2 separate regions of the Homo sapiens genome follow, and region 1 is linked to region 2. A link is a contact called in ENCODE Hi-C or POLR2A ChIA-PET data. All regions are on one chromosome and are shown on one strand. Each heading gives the region's core, a stretch centred on a gene start or an enhancer-like site at or near the end of the contact. The rest is flanking DNA. Distances are from core to core; before and after follow the strand shown. Region 1 overlaps SLC24A3 (solute carrier family 24 member 3). Region 2 holds the start of SLC24A3-AS1 (SLC24A3 antisense RNA 1).

The links. A loop is a pair of places that touch in the nucleus more often than their neighbours do. ChIA-PET counts read pairs that join two places held with the same protein, here RNA polymerase II (POLR2A).
Region 1: a map of sigmoid colon shows a loop between it and region 2 (2.8-fold over the local background). The contact joins the enhancer-like site here to the promoter of SLC24A3-AS1 in region 2. A Hi-C loop is called at or near these places in 2 of 168 maps with a recorded cell type or tissue (left ventricle myocardium inferior and sigmoid colon). POLR2A ChIA-PET finds 5 or more read pairs at or near these places in 1 of 52 experiments (H1).

The regions. Positions count from the first base shown.
Region 1 is chr20:19,338,654-19,343,280 of GRCh38, reverse strand. All of the region lies in intron 2 of SLC24A3 (solute carrier family 24 member 3), which reads right to left. Among named protein-coding and RNA genes, the nearest start is that of SLC24A3-AS1, 56 kb to the right of the region's middle. Within about 2 kb of position 1,391, at least 2 of the 41 ENCODE cell types and tissues checked have a DNase peak (open chromatin) inside an H3K27ac peak, as active enhancers do; they include left ventricle myocardium inferior, where a contact is called at or near this core.
Region 2 is chr20:19,281,546-19,286,519 of GRCh38, reverse strand. It overlaps SLC24A3-AS1 (SLC24A3 antisense RNA 1), which reads left to right and starts at 1,924. Exons shown (of 8, transcript NR_024564.1): 1 at 1,924-2,375; 2 at 3,305-3,381. All of the region lies in intron 2 of SLC24A3 (solute carrier family 24 member 3), which reads right to left.

The DNA.
Region 1 (4,627 bases), core at 142-2,641, 57 kb before region 2:
GTGGGTCAAACAAACTGCTCTCAGTCTCAGTGGTACATTGCCTTGATAACCAGTCAGCCATCTGAATGTGGTCCAGCTGGAACAGCCAGCCAGTTCCAGAACAAACTATGGGATTTCACTACTCCATGCCTCCACAAATGCTACTCTCATTCCTCTGGATGATTTTTCTGCCTTTTCTTTTTCTTTTTCTTTTTTCTTTTTTTTTTTTTTTGAGATGGAGTCTCGTTCTGTCACCCAGGCTGGAGTGCAGTGGCATGATCTCGGCTCACTGCAAGCTCCGCCTCCTGGGTTCACACCATTCTCCTGCCTCAGCCTCCCGAGTAGCTGGGACTACAGGCACCTGCCACCACGCCCAGCTAACTATTTTGTATTTTAGTAGAGACGGGGTTTCACCATGTTAGCCAGGATGGTCTCAATCTCCTCACCTCGTGATCCTCCTGCCTCAGCCTCCCAAAGTGCTAGGATTACAGGCGTGGGCCACCGTGCCCGGCGCTTCTGCCTTTTCAAACTCTTATACATCTATCAAAGACCCACCTTCGACGTTATCTCTTCCGTCAAGCCACCTTCATCTGGAAGAATTGGCATTTCTTTAAAAAATGCCAAGAGATACAAAGATGAAAATAAAAAGACACTCCTTCTTCCACTAGAAACTCCTTCTTAACATTTGGTACATACATTTCCATGTTGCAGCTTGCTTTTTGCACCTAAAACAGTTGTCATAAATAAATTCCCATGTCTTTCAATATTCAACAACCTAATTTATAATGAGTTTCCCATATTCCAATGTATGATTGCTGTATAATTGAATATGATCTTAAACATCTGATCTGTCCAAAGATTAACATGGCCAACTCAGCAGAAATTTGCCATGATGAATGCCTAGGACCTGATTTTTGGAACACTGGCAGAGTATAGGTCCCATGGTTCTGTTCCAGTTTCCCACAGTGCTTGGGCAAGACATAAAAATGGATTTATCAATGGATCCACTCTGGCCAATGGCCCAGTCATCTTTGCCACTGCCAGTATTTTCTGTCTTGGCTTTAAGCTCCAGGAGAACAGATAGATAATTAGCTTAACTCACTGAATAGGGCATTGCATTAGGAAATTTTTTAAAGACTGGCAAAAGGGAACCAGATCCACAAACAATATTGTTACATGACTATTCTTACAGGTACAAATCAAAGTTGGTGCCCCACCTTAAGTTTCCATATCAATCTAATGCAAACTGACATTTCAACAATAACAACAACTAGTATTTTATAAACTATTAAAGTGCTTTTAATGCTATCTCATTTACTCTTCAAAAATACTTCAAAAATAGGTATTGTATCTACAAATGTGGCCACTGAATTGCAGCCAGATGAGTCCAGGGTCAGAAACACACAGAGACAATGACAAGGACACAGCAGCTGGCACTAGGAGCTGCCCATTGCAGAGGGCATCCAAGATCTGCCTGTCACAGAGATTAGATGGTCATACCTTCATTGGCTTCAACTTCTTCATTTGCAGAATGAAGAACTGAGACAGAGGATATCAAAAAGGCTGTATTCTGTGGGTCTACAGGATGGGAAACTGCTGCTATTTGGGGGACTTCTGCAAGTCTCTGTTTAATGCCAAATTAGCGTTCCTGGGTGGCTGGGAGCTGTGCCCAGTTGCTGAGTGAAGAAGTGTTTACTCTGTCTTGAGTCCTGAGTCCTTCCTAGTGTGACACTATATTTACCCCTGGAATCTGTGAAGTAAGCAGATGACCTTGTTTCTGGTAAGGTGTTACAGCGCAGGCTTTAAGTGAAAACAACAGAGTGCTTTACTGCCTAGAATCCCTCCAGAACACACCCCACAGGCACAGTGGATGGACTAGGTCCAGTTCCCAAACCTACGTGATCCTCAGATGACCTCTGGGCCTTTTGTAAAATACAGATTCCTGGACTCCACTCCTGGAAATTCTGATCTGTTATGTCTGGGCAGGTCCCAGGAATCTGTATTTTAGGAATGGCTTTCCCGGGGATTGTCACAAGCCCCTGAGAACTTCTGAATAAGCTAACCTCTCCAGGCTGCTGTCAACCTAAAATGCTTTGCTGGTTTGCCTACTGTGGTGGGTATCCACCTGGAAGACTCAAAAACTCCCGCTACCCAGACCACATCCCAGACCAATTAGTTCAGCCCCTCTGGGGATGGTTCAGGCATCTGTATTTTCAGAACTCTCTGGGCCATCCCAGCCAGACCTTGGTGCACTCATCCTACAGGTAGGAGGGAAGAGCTTACATGCAAGCAAATCAAGAGTCCTGAACTTGAACTGTGGTTCTATCATTCACTGTGTACAAGTCACTGCCTCCTGTACAAGTCAGCTGCTTCACAAAAGGGGCCCAATGAGACCTCCTTCATTCCATCGTGGTGGGGATAACATGTGATCTGCACACAAATTACCCTGTGCAACTGTGTCGCTCCCTCAACAAATCACATCATACAACTGTACTTTTCATATTACCATTTTTGTTATAAACAGAAAAACTAGATGACAAGATAAGAGGCAGAAATCTGAGCTCATCATGTTATTTCTGGATGTTTATTTGAAACACAGGAATCTAAGTTGCCAAGCGGTTCCCAACCTCATGTTGGAGGACCTGGGAATGCCTGATCCCCAAATTTTGTCAATGGCCTCTCTTCACCCCACTCTTCCTCCCTGCCCAGGCTGTGGGGATGGTGGAAACAGGAAAGTGGGGTGATGCAGTGAGAAGATCCACGCCTTTTATCACGACACCATCTGTATTCGTTTGCTAGGGATGCTGTCAAAAACTACCACAGACTGATTGGCTTAAACCATGGAAACGTATTCTCTGACAGTTCTGGAGGCTAGAAGTCCTAGATCAAGGTGTCAGCAAAGCTGGTTCCTTCTGAGGTTGTTAGGGAGAATTTGTTTCATGCCTCTCTCCAGCTTCTGATGGTTTGCTGCTAAGCTTTGGTTTTCCTCATCTTGCAGGCACAGCCTCCCAGCAACTGCCTTTATCTTCACATGGAGTGCTCCCTGTGTGCATGTCTGTGTTCATATGTCCCCTTTTTATCAGGACACCTGGCATGCTGAATTAGTACGATACTAATAAACTCATTTTAACTTAATTACCTCTGTAAAAACCTTATCTCTAAATAAGGTCACATTGTGAGTTACTGGGGGTTAGGACTAAGACGCCAACATATCTTCTTTTAAGGGACACAATTCAATCCACAACACCATCCCAAACCTGAACACCTGAGCCCACCCCTTGGATCCCCCACATGCCCCAAGTCCCAGAGACAGAAGACAGGCTGCCAAGGTGCAGGGTCCTGGTTAGAATGTTACTTTCATCAAACATCTCGTTTCATAAACTGCCAGAAGGAATTCTTTTGCAGATTATATGGAACTCACTCATTTTCCTTCTAGAATTCCTCTGCCTTCCTCCCTTCTTCTCTCTACCCAATGTGCTGTTGGTTAAGCCTAATTTATCAAACATGCTTAGTAAAATGTTACTGGCTTGGAGAGGTGTCCACATGCATCTGATGAGGGTTGTCTCCAGGTTACCCTGGTACCCTATCTCCTGGTTGGTTTCTGGCCCTCAGCCCCCAAGTCTTGGCAAACTTGGAAGCTTTGGGTTAAGGACACACTTTTCCCCAGCAGGTAGATCGGGGTGGTATCTCTCTAAAACACCATGTGGGAGGCAATGTGAAATGCAACTCCAGCATTTACTTAACAATTTCTGTTTCTTCTAGCACTGTCATACTTTGGGTTTAGTCTTCCTAACCTGTTTCTTCTACTTTTCCTTATAAAATGAGAAATATTAGAATTCTTGAACAGCTAAATAAGTGAAATGACATTTTTCTCTTTTACAAATGGTTATATAGACTGAGTGATAGCTTAGGAATTAATATTCTTACTGATTCTTCATCAAGTGCATTTATTTACATGCTTCCTTCTGCGGTACAAACACCCACAGATGCTGCACAAGGGGAAAAAAAAAACTAGATACCTAAAAAATAACTGCCCTCCACTCAAATGAAGCCCAGATGGTAAGAATGAGCACTGAACGCAATGATCTGAACTGCAGCTTCGGCCCGATGAACTCCCCATGGAATTACAACAGGGAGGGTATAAAAGGAAGCTCTGGAAGCATTCAAATTAATTACAAACAGAGTCAGGCTATGTGTCCAAGAATGCTTCTCCACGACTCAGCAAGTTCACAGCTCTTCCGAATCTTGGCAGTGTCCCTTTGCTGAGGACCAGCTATCCCATTCAAAATGTGGAACATCCCTGTGTGAATCAAAAATGACATCTCTGTGACAACCCATGGATGTGCTAAAACTAAGCCTTCCCAGCCTTAAAAAAAGGTAATAGAGACTCCTTTGAAGAGGTGAAACTCGTCATATATGGTGGGGTCAGAGTCATAAAAATAATCGTGCTAATAACCTCTATCATTGAGTGAGGGCTTATTCCACACACACAGGTAAGGTGCTTCTCAAGCCCATGCAATTTTCGCAGCCCCATATCATAAGCACTGTTATTACTCCTATTCTATTGATGTAAAACCTGAAGTCCCTTGAGGTCAGCATCTTGCCCAAGGTCACATCTGCATGTAAAGGAGCCAGATTTCCACATTGC
Region 2 (4,974 bases), core at 675-3,174:
TTGGCCCTATCATGCTTTGTAGACTGGTCATGTCCAGCCCTCTGATTTTAAACCAGCCCACTCTGATGTCACAGTTTAAACCCCAAACAGTGGGATCCTGACACTGTTCATGGCCAGTACCCTGAACGCATGTTTTCTGCTTGCTGGTCTGTGCCTGGACTCCAGTTCTTGTTTATGGACCACAGGCACCCCTTGAACCTCCCCTCCTGTTGCTTCTCTCATATAGACTTCCCGGTTTCCCTCGTCAACTGCAGCTCACATTTAACTGTTAACTGTGGGCTTCGGGCCAGTCAATAGCTGACCTGTAGGCACTCCTGGCCATCCCCATAGGGCAGTGCCCTGCCAGCCTGACTTTGGTCTTGAAACACAGGCCAAGCATCCTCTTCACTTTTCGAGGCCTTAGGCCCAGCTAAGCCAGACAGAGTGGGATGATCCTTTATCAAGGGAAATCCAGTGATCTCACAGTGAAGCCCACACCAAAGGCCATCATTTTAAATATTTTCCTTCTTCCAAAGTTTATTTGGAAAAAGCACTCTGAGGAAAAGCTCATTTCCTTAAAATATCAAGGAACCAAAAACCAAAAGATGATATATTTTTCTGGAGACACACTGCAAAGTGTATAAATAAAATTCTGTAAAGTGCACAAATAAATATTACAAAGAATTCATTTCTGCTACAGTTGTCTACCATCTTCAATATTACATTTAGCTAACTTAATTTTCCATGGATCAAATTATTCAAAGTTAAATTTCTCTTAATAGGTCATCTGAGTAAACAATTTCAAGTGTTACTTGCCAAAAGAAAAAAAAAAAAATGTTTCCAGGCTTCAGATGAAGTCGGCAGTGTCAGGCTAAGAAAACAACCTTAAAAATTCACAGAGAGCTGGAACAATTGCAAAGAAAAGTTGGAGCCCGGAGGTCAGTCAGTCTTGTTCATGCAGTTCTGAAGGTAGAAAAAAAAAAAAAAATCACAAATTTCTACCAAAACTAGGTCTTCAAGGGGCAAAGGAAAAATGCCTTTTTTTTTTTTTTTTTTTTTTTTTGAGACAGGGTCTCATTCTGTCACCCAGGCTGGAGTGCAGTGGAGTGATCTCAGCTCACTGCAACCTCCATCTCCCAGGCTCAGTTGATCCTTCCACCTCAGCCCCCCAAGTAGCTGGGACCACAGACTCACACCACCACGACTGGCTAACTTTTGTACATTTTATAGAGATGGGGTTTCACCATGTTGCCCAGGCTGGTCCCGAACTCCTGGCCTCAAGTAATCCACCCGCCTTGGGCTCCCAAAGTGCTGGGATTATAGGCGTGAGTCACCGCGCCCAGTGCCATTTTTTTGAAAGCAGAAAATGTATAAAGTAATATATCCTTAAAGTAGCAGCTGTCATCAGAAGACAGCACCCTGGGCTTTCTCTGGCACCAAAACTGGGCACTCTGTGCTCCTGGTTTTCAGACAGAGAGAAAGGGAGAAGGCAGGGCAGAGGGAAGGGGAGGAGGGGAGAGGGAGTAGAGGAAGGCTTGAGGTATGGCATGGAATTCTGCAAACACAGCAGTTATTAAGGGAAATGGGAGAGTGTCAAGGGGAAGAAGTTTTCTTGAATTTCTATTCTTGAAATTTCTTGGAATAAATGGATGTGTGCAAGGGAAGGGATAAATGTAGTTGAAGATCTATTTTGTAGGTGAGGAAATGGTAATCTGAGAGGCAAACCAGAATCATGCCCCAACAGGGAATATAACCAGAATAGAGGTAACTCTGTCTCCAGTCTCTGAATCTACAGGCTTCCTCTAATAGCATCTAAAGCCAGGGCTTCTGACAGCACAGTCTGAGAAGCCCCATGACATCACAAGTGGCAGCTGGGTGTACTTTATGACAAATGCCAAATTAACTCCTGCCTGTGACCTTGCCACCATAACTCAGACAGCCAGGACACACACTGCACCCCAAACACTCAAGTCCCTGTGTAAATCTTCACTCCTCCAAGCACAGAGGGAAGCCTGCTCCGTAGGCTCTGTTAAGTGTACTGCTGCCGCTGACATCATCATAAATAGGAAGGGAGAGAGTCCAGGAACCACAGGGCTCACTTCCTAGCCTCTCTATTTAAGATTTTCGAGGGCAGATGGCACTATATTTAACCAGCACAAGTAGTATTCATTGTGCCCAGGGCCTCTTAAGGAAAACTGAACAAAGTTTTAGAATGAACCTGCCCTCACCTCACTCCTGCTCAACCATTTCACCCAACAACAAGTTAGAGGCAGAGAAGATGAATATTATTAAAATGATGCTTCTAAATCAGGACCTTATGGGTGCTTTGGCTCTCAACTTTTTTCATAAAATATCTGTCCAGTCCAGACCGAGGAGCCAGCTTCGACAGCATTCTGGTAAGGGCATGGAGGTAACCAGGGCTCACATGTGTCTGTGGCAATGTTCTGATCCTGTTGTTAGAAATAGTCAATGCAGCAGAGATGATGGCATTCATTGCCAAGCCTGAGGTCTTCAGGGCTTGCCTACATGGGAAGATGGTACTGAAGCCTCCTGTCTAGATGACGGTCTGTTTAGACCTGAGCTACCTGCGGTGTGGCCTGCTGACAGACTCGCTCTGCAGGGAGTAGCTGGAGAATGTTGCTCTAGGAATCTTGCACTGTGCCCCACCCGTAATGATGCCCCAGGACAGAGGGTGGGAAATTCACGAATACACTCCTACTACAGTGCCATCAAACCCAGGGCACTAAGCTGTCCACACTTTATTAGTAATTCTCACAGCAATCATGAAAGATCAGAATGATGATGTCAACTTCTAGAGAAGCACACAGAGACTCTGAGAACCTGGCTATTTGGCCAAAGTCCACAGCTTCAGGTCAGTGTGACTCTAAGACCCGGGGTAGAGATAAGGCCCTCAGATTTACATATTTGCTCTACACCCTTGAGATGTTTGCAATTGGGCTGGAAAGACAGGAGATACATCCAAAGACAACTGCAAGTTCTGACCACCCTGTCCAATAGCTCTTTCTGTGATGATGGAAATGTTTTGGGACCTGTGCTGTCATCTGTGATCCAACTATCGAGTATTTGACATGTAGTTGGTGCAACTGAGAATCTGAATATTTAATTTTAGTTGGTTTGAATTCACTTGAATTGAAATTGCCATTGAATGTCCATATTTAACAGCACATGTGGAGACATTTTATACCAGCAGCAGTCAGAAAAGAATGCTGCAGTCTGGGGTGGTCCAAGCAAGCTTCATGAAGCACGTGGGCTCTGACCCAGCCCTTGATGTGTTAGGATTTGAACAGAACTTCTCCTGTTTCAGGCATGATCATCTTCCTTGTGGAATTTGGTTCTGAATCAAGGGCCTCAGAAACCAAGCCCGGTTCTTTTGGTCTGCAGGTAAGGAAATCAAGATTGTCCCTCCTGGATCCATATTCCCTTTGGACCTGCTTTTCGCAGCATGACTCAGCTTGCTTTTGCTTCCTCCCATATTCCTCCTGAAGCCTTTCCTCTCCTCCCTTTCCCTGTGTGGCCCCTGCCAACACAGGCAGATCCCGGGTTCACGTTCTTTTTATCTACCTAGACATTTTCTTTTCTATCTGTGAGGCTGAGTTATTTCCACTCTTGGAATGACTTTGAATGTGCTTTATGCTTCTACATCTGTCACTCTGAGAACGGTATTTCCCAATACAGTGAGCAATGCTACTCACAGAGAGACCAACCACCTGCCCCCAAAACACACCCCAGCAACAGGGAACAGAATCCCCCCATCCTTGCTGGTTCTGCATATGGCTGAACCTAATGCTCAGAGCTGGTCACCATGTCCTGTCTGATTCCATTCTTTCCCATACCAGAAGTGATACCTGGGCTTTCTAATACTATTAGCTGATTAATCCTAATTAGCTTATTAGTTGGAGAAAGATGTTGAAAACTATTTGACTACAGGACCAGATCTGTTCTTGGCACAGAAGCTGTGCCTTCCCTGCTATGCCTTTTCAGGCTAGTCCTTGGAAATCTCTGCTTCTTAAAGTACACGTGGTTCAGTCCCTCAGTGGGGCACTTGGACCCTTCATACCCATTTTCATTTCTAACTCACGTAGCTGCCCATGTGCTGCTTCACTTTCAAGTGAAAAATGCTCCTTGTGAGCATGGAACAACAGCCACAGTAACCCTTGGATTCTCCAGGTTGAGGAACATAGACTACATAGGGTATTTTTTTTGTTTGTTTTTGTTTTTGTTTTTCTGGTGGTGGTGGTGGAGGCAGGGCAGATAACTATTTTTAATTCTTTCCAGCTTTGCTTGAAAGCTGATTGTTAAGAGTCTAAGTATGGTGGGAAGGGCACTCCCACCCATCTTCCCAATAGATCGCAGACCTGCAATTCTCTGACATGTCTTCTGTACTCAACAGCCTGTAGTTGTTTGGGCTGCAATGGAGATTGTTTATATCCTTCCGTGCTGACACTAAAGATGAGACAGACCTTTGGATGTAGGATCAGCATGTCATTGAGCTCCTGGGCCCTTGACAGTGGCACACATGAGGCCAAGTCCCCACCAGGCAAGGACAGAAAGCCCCAGAGAGCTTCGAGGTCCAAGTCAAAGCAGCAAAATATGGCTACAGACCTACTCCATCCCACCGCCTGTTTTGGTACAACCTGTGAGATAAGAATGCTTTTTAAATTGATAAAGCATTATAAAAAATTATTTTAAGAATACACTACAGATGCGATATGTGGCCTGCAAAGCCTACAGTATTTACTGTCTGGCCCTTTCCAGAACAAGTTTACTGACTCCAGGTCTAAACCTTCAGGGACTTCATTCATCCAGAGGGATGCCTGTCACGTCCCTGAGGCTTGGTGGGCTGGGTCCTCACAGCTCCTCATTCCCTTTGATCTGCTTTGTTTTCTTTTTCTGTTTAGTAACATTAGAGATAGAATGTTCCATATATATTTCTGGGGAATGGCATAATAGATATCAAATCTCACAACCAATAAA